Linked DNA regions of Mus musculus: region 2 is linked to region 1. The links are chromatin loops, found by intact Hi-C in ENCODE. Cell type or tissue: heart. All regions are shown on one strand.

Region 1 (2,500 bases):
TTTGAGCAGCGGCGGCGGCCGGAGGAGGCGGCGGAGAGCAGCGGCGGGAGCGGCGCAGGGGACGGCGGGGATCCCGCGGGCGGCTGGCTGGGACGGCGTGGGCGACCCGGATTGCGGGCACCCGGAGCCCCGTTTCAGCCTGAGGGGAGGTAAGGCGTGCGGGAGCGGCGGCGGGCTGCCGGGGGACGTGCCACCCACAGTCGCTCTCGGGTCCCTGCGCTTCGGAGCCCGGCCGGACTCCGAGTCTGCACGAGTGCGCTCCCGGCCCCGGAGCACTCGGGGATGCCCGAGGAAAACTTGGCTGCCGAGTCCCGGTCGCGCCCCGACCGCTCGGCTGCCCGAAGCTCCCGGCCGGGTAGGGGGCGACCCCTCCAGCCCCCGCTCGCTCGGGAAGAAAGCGGAGGATGCGGGGCTCGCAGTTCCCCTCCTCCCCGGGCCGTCGCTCCGAGGAATCCGCTCCCCCGCCCAGATCCCCGCGGCAGGACCGCTGCCTGGGAGGGGGAGGGCGCGCGGCCAGGCCGAGGAATCTTCGACGTGTCACTTTGGGAGGCTGTAGATTTCCATATGGTGGAGGGAGGAGGGCGTGCGTGCGCGCAGAGCTGGGATTCGGGGCTGCCTTGGCCCCCTTGGGGGTGCCGGGCTGTGACCCGGGACCCGGGATGCTCGCGGGGAGGGTCCCTGGGCGACCGGTCGCCCCCGCCCCCGCCGGGGCCTCTTGGGGACACTCCCCGCCCGCCTCTGGCCACCTCTGCGCGCCACGTCCTCCCTCCCCGTCCTGCCCCCTGGGCTCCCCCCGGGCTGGGGGCGGGAACCGGCGGCCGCGGCTGGACTCGGCGAGCCAGGCGGCTGCAGGCTCGGGCGGGGGAGCGGGGCGCGGCGGGAAGCAGAGGACGACCCGGTGCGTGTGGGCCAGCGGAGCGCGGGTCAGTCGGTCAGGCTCGAGGGGCGCCCCTGCCGGGGGTGGGGCGGCCGGGAGACCCAGCGGGTGGAATCCGCGCCCCGAGGCGGCGGGCGGGCTGGGCGGGCCGCGGGGACCGTCTGGTTCGGATGGCAGGCAGGAACGAGCTGCCGTGGGAAGGGCCTGTCAGTCCTCGCGGAAAGCGGGGCCCGGGGCCCGGGGCCGTGACCGCCTAGCGTCCCCAGCGCCCGGCCTGGGGAGCCTGGGGGACTCTGCGAGCGTCCCGGGAGACCTGGCTGGGCCGCCGGGCGGCGCCGCTGGCCGGGCGCCTTCCCGGAGAGAACGGCTGGGGTTGGAGATTTTTCGAATCTCGGCTCCCACCCGGCGATCCCAGACGAAGGAAGCACTGGCATTTTATCCAGACAGTGCGGATTGCAGACTTCCTTAAAAGTTACAACTTTTTATTTTCTTTTCTCTCAGGCCCAGCGTTTTCTTTAAACAAAATGTAGAATTTGGCCGCGATGAGGCTGACGCTGGGGCCAAAAATGCACACGTTTATCTCCATCCCGGCTAGTCCCCCTCCCCCTCTTCCCTCCCAGGCTTAATCATATTTTGGAACTGGCGAGGGCTTTTGTTGGGTGGGCACCCTTGATTGCTTGTCTGTTTATTTTTTAATGTGCAACTAATTTGATTTGAATTTCCTCCAGTTTCCAGGCCTTACTAGGAGAAGCTAGGGGAGAGGGAATGTGCCATTTTTTTTTCTTTTTTTTATAAATGTGGCAAGAGGTGGGGCATTGGGAAAGGGGAGGCACCCTGGTTGTGGCAGAGAGTTAGTAGGAGCAGACAGACCCGGAAGAAAAGGAATCCATTCTGGAATAACATTCTTTTTTAAAACAACAACAAAACAGTACAAAAGAAAGTCAGGTTTTGAGCAAAATTTCACTGCTCTGTTCAGATTTGAGTGCGTGGCGCTCCCGCATCTCCAAGTATCGGCTGGGACCCTGGGAACTTGAGTTATGCCACACAGCGCATGCATGCATAGCAACTCTGACCTGGTTTTGTGACTGGTGTGGGGGCTGTTGGTTCGCTCCTCGTTGGAGGCTGACTGTGGATGCAGTAAAGACTGGGTTCAGTAAATTTCCTGGCTCCCTGGGAGCAGCTGTTGAAGAGGGTAAAGTCCCTGGACATGCTTCTGGCCAGGAGGGCCAACCGGAGTTCATGCTTACCGAGACGCGAGATACGCGGCAGCCTGGCTAAAAGTGAGGCCTCGTTGATTATTGTTTTAAAAAGTTGCTCTCTTAGTATTGTCCTTAAACTTGCATGTGCTTTTCAAGCATTTTATTTTGATGCTTATGAGAAAAAGCGTTTGTGTGACAAGATCGTGTTCCTTTAGCATCTGTTAGCACTGTCGAGATCTTGTAGGGTGGGGGCTGGTAGCATCTAATGACAGTATATACAGTTCCAGAAAGACATTTTGGTAATCTTTTAAGACCCTTTAAAAATAGCTGTGATCAGAGCCTGGGATGTTTGGAGGAGCCCGTCTTCTGTCTTCTGGGGCTTCTAAAGGAATGCAGAGCGTGAGCACCAGCACCTCTCCTGGTT
Region 2 (2,500 bases), 150 kb before region 1:
TCAGAAACTCAACTGGGCTTTCAAATCAGCAGGGAAGCTTCCTCCTCTTCCATTTTAAGACAGACTTCAATTTCCTCCTAGTCAAATAGGGATCATCAGAATTGCTAACTCAGTCTTGCTGAAAGAATCAATGGGATTCAACGTATAACAAAAAGCCCGGTGGTGCAGCTTGGACTCTAACAGCCAGGTCTGTGATCAGTTCTGTTGAACCCATTTGATGGGGAGGGAGAGAACTGACTCCACAACTTGGTCCTCTGACTTCACGCATGCAGTGTGGTGCATGCACACCTGTACACATCACACAGACGCATCATGTAAGAGTTCAAGGCTTCGAGCTTCGTTCCACACACTTAGTACATGTCTTCAAACATCAGTCAGTATGGATCCCACTCATCTGAAAACGGACACATTCAGAGTAAACACTTTAGACATAACACTTCAGACATAAGACATAAACACCTTCATTTTGCAGATCTGATATCTGTGATTGGGAGAGGCTTCGTGACTTCTTCAAGGGCACAGGGCTGAAACATTGCTATCTAGCAATCCAGTGCAAGTCTCCCAGGCCCCGGGTCTTCGATCACCACACTGTTATCTGCCCCGTAATGGAACGATAAGATTTCTAGCCGTGGTCTGGTGATTGCACACGTAGGGACTTGTTAGTATAATGTCCGAGTTAATAACATTTAAGCTCTCCCCTCAGTATGGGGCACCCTGCTTATTCATGCACCTACATCTTGCTTTCTTGTGTCCCACTCAGTGCTGAAATAATTAAAGCTGACCTTCAGACATTTTACCAACAAGCCAGATCTCTGGGTGCTACCACACCCTCAAAGACATGGACAGTCCAATAGTTGCTTTCTAGAACTGAGGGAAGAAAATCTGGGGGAAATGTGTACAGTTTCAGAAACCTGAACATTATCCAGTTTTCGCGGAATTATGTGAAATAGCACAATCGTATATGCCTTAGGTTAACCAGAACCCCATTCACGATGTTAAGAACTGCAACAGGTTGGTGTTTGCCATTCTGGTCACAAAGAAAAGAACAGGCATTTTACTGTGCCCTTGTCTGGGAGAAATCAAAGGGTTAATTCTTCAGCGCTGTGTGCCAAAAAATGTCTAGTTTACAGACTGGAACGAATATGGCACCTTCGTTTTAAACAGCCAATTTCCAGTTTTGTGTGGCTGTCGAGATTCCTGAGCTAGGGACAGGGGCCGGGGCAGGAGAATGGGCTGGGTTTCTTACTTTGAATGTGGACATATGGGCTGTGGGAAGGAAACTATTTAAGATGGGGCTTAGGGAGAGGGGGGAAAAGTCGCCTTTCCCCAGCTGAGATTTTTCCAGGATGTCGTCATACAAGCTCCAAAACCTCCTCTGAACAGTAGATGGCTCTCATTGGCTGTATGCAAATGATGCGCAAGCACTGGTTTCCTGGCAGAGGAAAACTTACACCAGAGCAGCGATCCAGTCCAAGCCTGGCTCTCCACAATCCTGAAAGACGGGGCAGTTTCAGCCTTTGACATGCCAGGAAGTAATTCCATAATGTCACTCATGCTGAGGGCTCACCGGTCCTCAGACAAGAAGACACAAGTGCAGCGTGTAAGATTTAAGTTTTCGGACAGACTTTAGTACAAAGAGCAGAAACCATGGGAGGAGCCAGAATTACACTGAACACCGACACTAGTAATTAAAGCCACCGTAAGGGAAGAAAGGCTTCTGCCAGGAAACTGCAAGCACAACCCGAAGCCATTCCTTCCCCCATTTTTCAGGCAGGGGGTCCTTGCCATGTGACAACCAGATAAGGCTGTGTGGGGGTCATTAACGTTCCTGCCCATCCTGGAGGCGCAGAGGCCTTCCTGAGGTTTGCTGACCTGTATGCTTCAATGTGTTTCATTTTCTCCAAGAGCAGGCAGATGAGAAAGGTCAGGAGACTTAGGTTAGAAGCTGGGAAATGGACCAGGGCCCCACAGTATGACATCATTTTCTTGCAATGCAATGAAGCAAATGACACCAGAGCAGCGATCCAGTTCCATGAAGGAAGAAAACAAAAACAAAAACAATCACAACAGTAGAGAAGCCTGACAGCCACAGCAAGTCCCAGAATCTGCAGAGGAAGGGCCTGCCTAGCTCAGCTCCTGCCTCTTTGTTAATATCCTTGGCTAGAGCACCTTGGAAGAGAGGGTAACAGGGATTGGGGGTTGGGGGGAGGGAGAGGGAGGTGGAGGGAAGAATGAGAGGGGAGAGTCTGGAGAACAGGAGTGGGGAGTCTGGGAAGTGAATGGTAGACTCTCCCTAGACCTAGGTCAGGGTTCACTACTATTTATTGACTGTCTTGTGGCTGGTCCAAGGGGAAGGAGGAGGATTTAAACCTTGCTTCAGTGTCCAACTGCCAATCCCTAGGCAGAGCTACATCTGCCCTTTTCTGACTGAAACAAATGTCTTATGACTCTGCTGTCCTGACTTTTCTGGAGACATGCACAGAAAGGCCTATTCACCTGG

The links. Hi-C counts contacts between places; a loop is a spot of excess contacts. Peaks named below come from ENCODE experiments on the same cell type or tissue, not always from the same donor. Only the 100,000 strongest peaks of a DNase experiment are listed, where the experiment ranks them.
Region 2: it touches region 1 in a loop (4-fold over the local background); 14 of 42 quality-filtered maps call a loop at or near these places.

Annotation. Positions count from the first base shown.
Region 1 is chr3:27,708,769-27,711,268 of GRCm38, reverse strand. It overlaps Fndc3b (fibronectin type III domain containing 3B), which reads left to right and starts at 817. Exons shown (of 26, transcript NM_173182.3): 1 at 817-923. In heart, CTCF peaks have their summits at 15 and 1,167; DNase peaks (open chromatin) are centred at 788 and 2,008; H3K4me3 peaks cover 2,500 bases; H3K27ac peaks cover 2,500 bases.
Region 2 is chr3:27,862,418-27,864,917 of GRCm38, reverse strand. No RefSeq gene overlaps it. Among named protein-coding and RNA genes, the nearest start is that of Gm26040, 4.4 kb to the left of the region's middle. In heart, a CTCF peak has its summit at 1,384 (motif pointing right); a DNase peak (open chromatin) is centred at 1,417; H3K4me3 peaks cover 1,233 bases; H3K27ac peaks cover 2,345 bases.